2 separate regions of the Homo sapiens genome follow, and region 2 is linked to region 1. The links are chromatin contacts, found by Hi-C in ENCODE. All regions are on one chromosome and are shown on one strand. Each heading gives the region's core, a stretch centred on a gene start or an enhancer-like site at or near the end of the contact. The rest is flanking DNA. Distances are from core to core; before and after follow the strand shown.

Evidence for each region. A loop is a pair of places that touch in the nucleus more often than their neighbours do. Pooled maps may share reads with other maps.
Region 2: a map of naive thymus-derived CD4-positive, alpha-beta T cell shows a loop between it and region 1 (10-fold over the local background). The contact joins the promoter of RAP1B here to the promoter of HELB in region 1. A Hi-C loop is called at or near these places in 1 of 168 maps with a recorded cell type or tissue (naive thymus-derived CD4-positive, alpha-beta T cell), 2 of 37 single-sample maps with no recorded cell type and 7 of 50 pooled maps.

Annotation. Positions count from the first base shown.
Region 1 is chr12:66,298,766-66,304,877 of GRCh38, reverse strand. HELB (DNA helicase B) reads right to left here and starts at 2,385. Exons shown (of 13, transcript NM_001370285.1): 1 at 2,088-2,385; 2 at 1-147. The coding sequence starts at 2,274. RefSeq lists enhancers at 1,055-1,364, 1,395-1,494, 2,126-2,205, 2,266-2,315.
Region 2 is chr12:68,608,051-68,614,162 of GRCh38, reverse strand. RAP1B (RAP1B, member of RAS oncogene family) reads right to left here and starts at 3,264. Exons shown (of 8, transcript NM_001010942.3): 1 at 3,120-3,264. RefSeq lists a silencer at 2,948-3,407.

The DNA of each region.
Region 1 (6,112 bases), core at 1,136-3,635:
AAGACGGAAATCCTTGAACTTGATATTGATAGCTCCTTGATCCCACCACAGGCTTTACTTGTACCTTCACTCTCCACCAAGCACCTGTTATCGGAAAACGTCCAAACACTTTACATGTCTCTTGTGTGTTTTCATCACAAATAGAAACTAAAAAAAAACAAACAAAAACCCACAAAAGTTAACTCTGGAGATTATTTAGAAACCGTTTCCTCAAAGTTTCATCAAACTTACCACTATCTTTAATCTCCCTACAGCACTCTCTAAAGATGTCTGGTAGGGTGCCTGTAACACTGCATTCTGCCTACCTCTTTTTCTGTCTCCCTCCACTACACTGTAAATACTAAAACAGGACACTGTTTCGTTTGTCTTTGTATTCCAAAACGCAAGCACAGTACACAGCAGGTGTCTGCTGTTCCTCTTCTAAAATCAGTCCCCTCTCTGCTACTCTTGACTTCAGCCAATACTGGCCTTCATGCAGTTTCTTTAAAATGCCATGGCCCTTCACTCAAGTTATTCCATCTGCCTTAACTGATCTCCCCTTTACTGTTTACTACATTTACTACAGACCTCAGCTTAACTATCACTTACTTAGAAAAGTCTTCCCTGAATCTCATGTATAAAACCTCTCAAAGCACTATTTAGCATTCCTTCTAAGCATTTAGTAACATTATAGTTACTTCTGTGATTAAAGAATGTTTGTTTAATACACTAGAGGGTAAGCTTCATTAAGACTGCAACCTTGTTATTTTATTTCTCTAGGTTTTCCCAGCACCAAACATGCTAGCCAGTTGATGATACTTTAGAATGACGACTAAGCCCTCCACAAATACTTGAAACTTTTCTGCCTAAATCTGCGCTGTCCACCCACGTGGCTATTTAAATTAAAATGTAATAAAACTTAAAATTTCTCTCCTCAGTTACACTAGCTGGATTTCAAGTTCTAAACAGCTACATATGGCTAGTGGCTATTATACCAGACAGTGCAGATATAAAACACTGCCATGATCATGGAAAGTTCTACTGAACAGCACCGGTCGGCACATTAAAATATTTTAAGTCTCAGTCACAAAGTATACATAACAGGTATAACTTATAGCACAGGAAACTACCTCATAGCACAGGAAACTACTTATACAAGGTTTACCCGAACCACAAGGTTACTAACACCAATTAACAATCATCTGTGCACTGAGGTGTTCCTTGTGTTTCGTTTTTCTTTTTCTTTTCTTTCCTTTTCGTTTTTTGAGATGGAGTTTCATTCTTGTTGCCCAGGCCGGAGTGCAATGGTGTGATCTCAGCTCACTGCAACCCCCACCTCCTGGGTTCAAGCAATTCTCCTGCCTCGGCCTCCCAAGTAGCTAGGATTACAGGTGTGCGACATCACGCCCGGCTAATTTTGTAGTTTTGTTGTTGTTGTTGTTGTTTTACTAGAGACAGGTTTCACCATGTTGGTCAGGCTGGTCTCGAACTCCTGACCTCAAGTGATCCACCTGCCTCGGCCTCCCAAAGTGCGTGAGCCACCGCGCCCGGACTGTTTTGTTTTTCCAAGAAGCTGAGGAAGAACCACGTATTTGACTCCAGGCAATATAGGATAATAATTACAAGTTCTCATTCTATAGAACTTGAGGATAAGTGGTCAGAAGGAAAAATAAAAGTTCCGATTCTGGGTGGAAATAGAGACTCAACATCCACTGTTTCCTTAAGCGTAAAACTACCTTACATTAAAGGTACATTAAATTAAAGGACGACCATTAAAATGAGAATAATTTTAAAAAAAAAAAAAAAAAAAAAGGGCAACCCGCTCGGGTCCCCTTCCACACTGTAGAAGCTTTGTTCTTTCGCTCTTTGCAATAAATCTTGCTGCTGCTCAAAAAAAGAAAAAAAAAAAAAAACCACATAGTATGTGTCCAGTTAAAGTCACTGCTATTATTATAGTCATAATTTTACCCTTGGTAGGATGAAGCAGCTAGACCACTGATAAGCTAAATCTGTTAGCACGACTGGGTGCCTTGCTCAGGGCAAAGCCAGAATGGGAAGCGCTACTTTGGACCCTCCAACCCCATCCCCCGGGCAGACGCCTTCCTCACCGCGGAGGCACCCGGGGAGGCTGCCAGCCTTTACGCCCCCACTGCAGAGCTCCTCGGCGTCGATGAACACGGACTCTTCATCCTCCTCCACGTCGTCGTTTAGGTAGTCGTCGTCCTCCTCCACCAGATCCCTGGGTGGGAGCAGAGGTCCCTGAAGTTGGCGCAGGTACGGACTCGACCTGGCCATGCTTCTCCTGAACTCAACCCAAACAACTCGGGAAAACCCTGGCTAACTGCATGGTCATGATCAGCCAATCAGTTCTACGACTGTAAGGCCATCAACTTCCGGGAACGGCCTGGCGGCCGCCAGCGTACATAAAACCTGAAAGGCAGCGAAGCTCCGCCCCAAGTTTCCAGGAATTGCCGAGGGGAGGGCATGTGGAAGGGGCGGGGCAAGGCGGGTTAGGGGCGGGGAAGGGAGAGCGAGGGGCTGGGAGATGGGCGGGGCTTCCGCTCCTTTTGGAGCCTGGTGCTGGGCGGTGATTATCAGGAAGGTGCTGGGACGAAATCAGCGCTGGGGAGTGACAGGCGTGGCACCTGCAGAACCGCCAGTGCACGGCATCTCCTGCGGAGAGAGAACGGGGAGAAAGTCCACTTCTGCTGAGCTTGAAGAACCTGGAAAAGCAACCCCCACCCCAACCTTCCCAAAACGAAAGTATAGCAGATGCCCTTCTGGAATCGGATCTAGGGCAGGGACCTAGAATTCTGTCTTTTTAATGTACATTCCGGGCTGTCCATTTTGATGCTCAGCTAGGTTTGGACACCACTGGATTAGATAACATTCAAAGTTATTTTTATCCTTTCCTCTGTGAGTACACCCTGGTCTCCCAAACTTATTTAAGCTGGGCTGCTACCTGCTGACAGTGGGGCAAAAGTGTCTCTTTGCAGCCCAGAGTATAGACAGGAATAGGAGAAGGGAAATAGAAGAGAAAGGAACGTGGTTTTAAAAACTATTATGGGGCTATGATTCTCTTACTTGATGAGGATGGTACTTGAAAGTCTTGGTACTATTTAAGAAATACCATAAATATATTACTACATTACTGTATTGATACTGTTTATTTTGGGATTATTCCTGAAATAACTAAACACACACTATTTACTAAATCCAAAAGCACCTGATGCTATATTTAAATATATATAAACGACAACTAGCACCAAATATTTAAGAAAAATGTATAGGAGAAAATATAAAAATTGATTTCTTTTCCTTTGGGTACCAATTGAAAAATGCCCACTTTTGTTGCTTTTAAAAGAAATACTGTTGCAGCTGACAAAACACCAGTGTTTCCAAGGATTGGCTATATGAGGTTGAATTCCTTTGACATTCACATGGCTACTGTTTCCACCACAACATTGAATCTCCTCTGACAAATGTCACACTTACTGTCCTCTTCGTTTCAAAAACCAGTGGATACTTTTCAGCCTTTGTTTTACCTGACCTCTCAGCAGTATTTGATACTGATAAGTATTTTCTTCTTGTAGCATTCTGCTGCCGGGGCTTTTGCAGCTTGCCTTCTCAGATTTTTCTCCTTTCTGGCTATTTACAGTCTTGGACCCCTCTGCTTGCCTGTAAGTACTGTTATTCCCCAAGGCTCCATCCCAAGCATCTTCTTGCTCTATAATCCTTTCCTCAATCATCCTTCACCTACATGCTAATGACTCAGCCTAATCTGATCTCCAAACCATACAAACAACTGCCTAAACACTGTCAGTCACTACTGGATGCCCCTTGGCTACTTAAGACTCAGCATATCTAAACTGCAACTTATCATTGGCTTCCCAAATCTGGGTCACTTATGAGTATATACATGGGATATTCTTGTTACCAACATGATGACTTGGGCACAAGAATCAACTCTAGATCTCTAGATGTTAAACTTTTTTTTCTTTCTCTCTTTTTTTTTGGGGGGTGGGGGGACAAGGTCTCATTGTGTTGCTCAAGCTGGTCTTGAACTCCTAAAGTCAAGTGATCCTCCTGCCTCAGTCTACCAAGGTGCTAGGATTACAGATGTGAGCCACTACACAGCACAGGTGTTCAACTCCTCCTCCCTTTTTTTTTTTTTTTTTTTTGGTACAGGTCTATAGTGGCACCATCTCAGCTCACTGAGGCCTTGACCTCCCAGCAGGCTCAAGTGATCGTCCCATATCAGCCTCTCAAGTAGCTGGGACCACAGGCTCACACCACTAAGCCCGGCTAATTTTTTGCAATTTTTTGTAGAAACAGGGTTTCGCCATGGTGTCCAGACTGGTGTCGAACTCCTGAACTCAAGTAATCTGCCGGCCTCGGCCTCCCAAAGTGCTGGGATTACAGGCGTGAGCCATTGCACCTGGTCACTATATGTTCAGCTTCTATTCATATAGTTCAATTGCATTTTATTGGATAGTGTAGATAGGAATTTAGGATGATAAGAATCTTACTTCTTTACCTATTGTTTTCTCATTCTTTTAAAAAAAAAGTTAACAATTCTGGCTTTCTGGATACCATCTTTACCATACATAGTAAGCAGTGGTACTCAAATCTGGCTGTGCATCAAAATCACTTGGGATGTGTTCTAAAATTGAGATACCTGGATCTACCCTGAAGCTACACTTCCCAAAACAAAAAACAACATAGACATAGGTTATCTACTGTGTGATTTTTGTAATAGCAAATTATTGGAAATAGCAGAGATGTTGAACAGCAAGAGACTAATGAAATAAACTGTAGTACATCCACACAATGGAGTATTCTTCAGCTATTTTTTTTATAAAAAGAAAGAAAGATTGCCACAAATTGGTAGGGAGTAGTTTCCAAGATACTGTTTTAAATTAGAGAAAGCAAGATGTAAAACAATGCATATCATTTTATTTGTATGTGTCAGTGTTACGAAAAAAAAAAAAATCACATGAAAGATAAACCACAAGTTAATGAAAATAGCCAGGAATGGTGGCTCGTGCCTCTAATTCCAGCACTTTGAGAGGCCAGGGTAGGAGGATTGCTTGAGCCCAGGAGTTTCAGACCAGGTTGGGCAAAATAGCAAGACCTTGTCTCAAAAAAATAAATAAATTAGCCAGACACAGTGGCGTGTGCCTGTAGTCCAGCTACCCTGGAGGCTGATGTGAGAGGATTGCATGAGCCCAGGAGGTTGAGGCTGCAGTGAGCCAGAAGAAGGTGAAGGAGGAGAAGGAGGAGGAGGAGGGGGAGGTGGAGGGGGAAGAAATTGATGAAAATAGTTACCCACAGAGGAGATGGAAACATGATAGGACAGAAAGGGGATACGGACAAGAGCTCTGAGATTAATTTATTATGTAGTTTGACTTCTGAATCATGTAAATGTTGTACACATTCAAAAAATAAAAGAAACAAAAGCAAAACAGAAAATTGAACACAAACAGAAACAAACAAATCTATCAAGTGAATTGCATAACCACTAAGAGAAAATAATCATTTCAAGTTATGTTTCAATACTTTGGGTAAATATTTTAAGTTATTCTAACTGTACACCCCTGGTAGGTTATACTCTGCAGACAAAAGATCTAAAAAATGATCTTAAACTTCACTCATTATGGTTAATGTTTGTTGTAATATTGTTAGTGTAATTTTGAAATTATATATTGTAGGATAAAGAAAATAAGTAAATGTATTCATATTTTATTAAAAGTTTTAAATGTACATGGAAAGAAATACAAATGTAAAATAAAATAAGTTGAAAAAAGCTCCTACAACATTAAACTGGAATTGAAAATATCAATATGGGCTTGTGATTTCTTAAAATGTATTATCTAGTTCTGTGTGCCAAAAGAACCTGAAAGCAATGTAACCCCAGTAACTCTGATCACACCCACCATCTCAATTTTCTGTTTGTTTGTTTGTTAGACAGGGTTGTGCTAGAATTCAGTCTCACAATCATAGCTCACTGTGACCTTGAACTCCTGGCCTCAAGTGATCTTTCTGCCTCCCCCTGCCCAAAGTGCTGAGATTACAGGCCACTGCACCCAGCCTAATCTTGGTTTTTTAATCTGGGTGACTTTTTGTTTTCAAA
Region 2 (6,112 bases), core at 2,015-4,514, 2.3 Mb before region 1:
ACCTGAACGTGAGCTTTTCATCCAAATCTTGGACTGCATTTAAAATAACATGTCTAATCAGTTACCATGTTATCAATCTTTGCATAGACCTTCCACCAATCTTGAATTAGATAGGAAGATACAATTGAAAGGATCCTTACAAAAATGGATCTAGTTATTTTAATAATTAATTCTTTGCTATACCCTCCTTACATGGTAGCTCTTTATTATGGGAGGGGGTCACTTTACCTTTATACAGCTAAGAGAAAATATTGGAATTCTGAAAAGGATTGAGGATAAAACGAAAATTAATTTGTCAAGTAAAAGGGATTCCAAAGCCAATATGTAAATGTTTCTTTTTAAAGGATTACACTGTTCTCTTCAAATATCCTCTCTTTGAATGTTCATTACCATTAATCCCTAAATTCAAACGCTAACCATTACACTGTGCCCAGGCAACGCGCTACACTGTGCCCAGGCAACGCGCTAGGAAGATTACTGTGAAGAATGAAATGGATTAAGTCCCTACCCTCATGGTACTTACATTTAACTGGTGTTGAATGTCTATTGCAAGGCACCATGCCAGTGCGTTAAGGCATACAAAACAATATATATCTTGTGGTTGGAGTTCACAATTCAATGGAATAAATAATATAAAATGGTAACAGGAGGCAGGAAGTAATGCGTGTCATAGAAGGTAAGAGAGATGACTTTCACGCGGTCGTGGGTGAGGGGAGAATGTAAAAGAGAGCAGAGCAATCATTTTCTTATCTCCTTTTTTTTTTTTTTTTTTTAAGACAGGTCTAGCTCTGTCACCCAGGCTGCAGTACAGTAGTGCAGTCTCGGCTCACTGCACCCTCCGCCTCCCAGGTTCAAGCTGGTTCATTCAATGTGAACCTCCCAGGTTCATATTCTCGTGCCTCAGCCTCCCGAATAGCTGGGATTGCAGGCGCGTGCCACTACACCCGGCTATGTTTTGTATTTTTAGTAAAGACGGGGTTTCACCATGTTGCCCAGGCTGTTCTCGAACTCTTCACCTCAAATGATCCGCCTTCCTCGGCTCGGCCTCCCAAAGTGCTGGGATTACAGGCGTAAACCACCACGCCCAGCCAGAGCAATCATTTTCATGCCCCATACAACATTTTAAAATTAAGTCAGTTTAGCATTGGTTCTTCAGTTATATTTTGATACCTGGCATATTAAAAACAACAAACTGGCTACATGTGTTCCAATGATTTACTTTAGGACTTCCTTAGATAAGGCAGCTTCACGATTTATTGTCAACGTCAAACAAGGAAATGCAAGTGAAAACACCTAACGTAGTACACATTAAAAGCACAGATGAGCTCAAATAAGACTAAAGGAAATGCAAGTGAAAACACCTAACGTAGTACACATTAAAAGCACAGATGAGCTCAAATAAGACTATCATTCAGGCTCTGTGTGCTTAAAGTTATTTAATCTGAGTATCAGTTTCCTCACCTAAAACCTGAGGATGAAACTACTCAAGTGGTTTTTTCTCCTATTTGACTAAGGTACCCACTTTTTAAAAGTGCGATATGGGAAGAATATTCTTTGTAAGATGATAATTCACTATAAAAACGTTGTATTTCTTTCTCCATGTTGTCTCTTACGGATAGACTACTGTCCTAAAGGTCAGTGGACCCACTAACTGGTTATCTTATCTAGGCCTCAGTTTCCTCCTCCATAAAATGACAGGGTGGGACTGGATGATCTAAATAGTCCCTTCCGGCCCTTAAAAAGTCCCATGACTCCACTATGACTCAATAAATACTATTTCAAGAGTCAGCTTTTAAGAATAATATGGGCTTGAAGTTAAATGAATGTCTCCCTTTTCTATAAGTTACTTTTTGTTAAGATAAGGTCTTGTTGAGCAAGTCCAAACAGTATTCTAATTACGAAAAAAGAGAGCTGAAAAATAAATTTACAAGTCAGAGCTTTAAATTGTTAAGTACTCGACATATATGAGATGCTGCCTGCAAAACCAAAATCCAATTAGACGGAATTAATTTTAAAATACTAAAATCACAATCTTCATTTAGTGTCAACTTTCTACCCCGTAAAAATGTGATTTCCCCTTACTGCAACACAGAACTGCTTCTATTCATACCAATCAGAAGTTACAGGGCCAAAATGTTTTTCTAAACTATTAAAGAGAGTGGGAGAGGGGGGAAAGCGAAGGGGAAGGAAACCATCTGCTTTAACTTGCAAAAATGATCTTTTCTCCAAAAGACATCAGTGTTTTTCAGAAGAAAAATCCGGAGAGCCCGGTTCACTGGGCGTAGTTTTAAATAAAATTCATGGCGCTGATAGTTTTAGGATTAGACACCTCGAGATGGCGAAAAAGAGAAGAGGACAAACTTCCTGGATTTTCTCTCCCTCTAAGAGAAAGAGATTTCCTCTTGCTGACGAAGGGAAAGGCCCCTTTAACAGTTTTTCTCTACACGGTGGCTGCTGCCAGACTAAGTGGGGCTCTCTCCGCTGCCTTCCTCCTGCCACTTCCCGCAACAAATGGAGCAAGCAAGCCCCGTTTCAGGCAAACTTTTTCGCTGTCAGGCTCAAGCCCGCGGGGCGCCTGGGAGTGGTTTCCCCCGAAGGCTCCTCGCCCTAGCTCGGGGCTGGGAGAAGCTAGGTCTTCGCAAAGGACAACTTTCTGGTTTCCGTTCTAACTTCCACCCATACCACGGAGGGAACCCAGGCGACAAGCGAGGGGGCTCGGGGCGGGGAGCGAGTCTTCGGGGGAGCCGGCGGGGAAAGGAGGGCGGCGGGAGAAGCTGCGGCGGACGCGGGCTGAAGAGAGCGGGCGGGTGGGGGGGTCCTCGGGCTCTCACTTCCTCCGCCATATTTCAGACATTTGACCCCTTCCGCAAAGCGCGCTGTTCTCCCGCGGCGGCGGCGGCTGCTCCTCCTCGCCGGCCCGCAAGGCAGCGCGCTCGCGGGCCCGGCGCCTGGCCCTCGCGCCACCTGCCGCGCGCCGAGGGGCTGCCGCCGCCGGGGCCCCTGACCGCCGCGCCCGGCCCGCGCCTCGCCGCACCCCACCCGCTCCCCTCAGCCGGCGCCCGGCCCCGCGCGGCCGCCGCCGCGGCTTCCCTCAGCGGCCACGCACTCACTCTGCGAACCTCTCACGCTGTCACCGGGTCCCTGCAGCCAGCGTCGCCCCGCGCTCCCCCCGGGTCGCTACTCTAGGCGCCACGGCGGTCCTGCCGCTGCCGCGCCGCTCCGGCTGGTTTACACGCCTGAATCTGGGCGAGGTTTGGCGATGTCGCCTTGACGTCAGGCGTTCAGCCTCGCTCCAGCTTCCGCCCGCGGGCGGGGCGCGCGGGTGCGCGGCCCGGGAAGGGGCGGGCCTAGGGGGCGGGGCGAGGGGAGCCGAGGGGGCGGGGCCGCCGCGCGCCGGGTCCTCGGCGCCGGCCTCTAGCCGGCCTGCATCGCAGCCGGAGCGCAGGCCCTGCCCACGGGCCCCTTAGCTGCCTCTGGGCGGCATGTCTGCCGAGGTTCTTCTCTCTAGCTGCGCCGCGCCTTCAGGCTCGCTTCCCCAGGCTGTCTGGTGGGCGGAATCCGCGCGTCGGTGTTCCTGACCCTCGTGGGTTCCAGTGGAACCCTCCGAAACCCAAAAGGCGCCGCCTCTTAATGCAAACTGTAGTCACCGACTCGTCCAGTCTGTTGGTATTCGCGTCGTCCTTTGTGCTGGGCAAAGTAACCGAGAAGTAACGGAGAGCGCGCATTTTCTACACCTAGAGCTCCCCGAGGGAGCCTGGGCCAGCAAGTCTTTCCATTCTTGAGATGCCTTTTCTCCTGGATTGACAAGTGTTTTATCCATTGGTGTCTTAACCCGGGCGAACTCTTTCCAAATTCCCATGCCAAACGCAGTTAACAAATCGATGATTTCTAAATAAGTTTGTACCCTGCACCTAAACCAACGCCATTTATATAACTAAAATAAATTGCGTATTTAAATGCATGTCCTGGACGCTTTATTCACTTCACAGGATTACCCATAGGCAAGTAGGTTTATCGTGTGACTTCAGGGCACCAGAAAACACTTTCTGTTCCAAAATGCCTCGTTCCAAAAAGGGCGGGAACTTAACACGGGAATTTACCATTCTTACTTACCCTTAGTACAAGAAATTTATCAGAACTTTTTCTTGAAGCAGTTTTGATGGGCGAGGAGATTAAGAGAGCAAAGTGCAGGGAAAAGGGATTGAGGGGTCATTTAAGACTAACTTTCTTGGTTCATAATTTAATTAGGCCCTGTACAAATTATTCTTGAAATAAATCTTAATAAACGTTGATAAATTTGGAAGATAAATGGAATGTGACTAATTTCACTCCGTTTAAGAATATGTAGTGATTGAAAACTAAGCTAACCTAAGTTAAATGAATAGATGAGAATGAATTATAACAGTTCTCTGTGTTTTATAATGTTTTACAATTTAGGTTAATTGAGTAGATTACCTATTTCGATAATTTCTATTTCCTTAGAAAAATATCTTTTTAAAAATTGTTTATTGTCTGCATTTATTGTGTATACAACATGATCGTTTGAAGTAATGTATACATTGTTACATTACCTCACAGAGTTACCTTTTTTTTTGAGAGTCTTGCTCTGTCACCCAGGCTAGAGTGCAGTGGCATGATCTCGGCTCACTGGAATTTCTGCTTCTCAGGTTCAAGAGATTCTCCTGTCTCAGCCTCCCGAGTAGCTGGGATGACGGGCGCGTGCCACCACGCCCAGCTAATTTTTAGTAGAAAGGGGATTTCGCCATGTTGGCCAGGCTGGTCTCGAATTCCTGACCTCAGGTGATGCGCTCGCCTGGGCCCCCCAAAGTGCTGGGATTACAGGCGTGACTCACCGCGCCGGCTGAGTTAGCATTTTTTTTTTCTTTTTTGAGACAGAGTTTCGCTCTTGTTGCCCAGGCTGGAAGGCAATGGCGTGATCTCGGCTCACTGCAACCTCCGCCCCCACCTCCCACCCTCGGGTTCAAGCGATTCTCCTGCCTCAGCCTCCCGACTAGCTGGGATTACAGGCATGCGCCACCACGCCCGGCTAATTTTGTATTTTTAGTAGAGACGGGGTTTCTCCATGTTGGTCAGGCTGGTCTGGAACTCCCGACCTCAGGTGATCCGCCCGCCTGGGCCTCCCGAAGTGCTGGGATTACATGCGTGAGCCACCGCGCCTGGCCTTGAGTTAGCATTTTTTTATGAGAACACTTAACATCCATTCTTTAGAAAACCTTTTTAAATAAAAGTTTCAAAGGCAAATTTCAGAGCAGTCCGTTGGAATTACTGTAACTTCTCAATGAATGAGTGAATTACAAATAAATTTGACTTTACTAACTTTTCAGTTATTGCATAAAAATTTGATAACTGAAAGTCTGAAACTTTGAGCTCACAGAAGTGTTACCTGGGAACACTGTGCTTTTTCTTTCTTTCTTTTTTTAGAAAAACTCTTTGTCCTTTGGGCAATTGATTTTTTTTTTCCAGAAAGAAATTGGTTTTAGAAAATTGAAGCTAGAATTTTTAGAGTTTGAGAGAACGTGTAAAATAATCTATTTAATTAAAAACACAGTTTCTCTTATTAGACTGGAAATCATTGTTATTTGTATTAAACTGTTATCACTATGCAGAGAATACCATAATCTGCATCTCTTAACACTGAACTCACTTTTCAGTTTGAGCCTCTTTCCTATTTATTTCCTTGACTTCTTCTCCAGGATATTCCACTGGCAATTTGCACTGGTCATGTGTGCAAACTGAACTCATCGTCTTTGTAACCAAACCAGTTTCTTTTCCTCTTCCTTTGTGAATTGTATCACCATCTTTTAAATTACCCAATCTTCAAGCCTGATACTTAGCTCTCTGCTCTTCTTGAATAATCCATCAATTGGCATATCTATTAGATAGTAATTCGACAAGGTCTTTCATTGTGTTTCCTCTTTTCCATTTCAACTAAGACCATACTTAGTTTTTAGTTGCCAAATTTAGTTTGGCAGAACTCATCCCCTGGACCTTTGCAGCCTGGTGGCCTCCAGTCTGTTCCTGCTGTGATCCATTCTATACATTGTTGCCAGATGATTATCTTAAAGCATACCAAGCAAGTCACTCCCTTCCT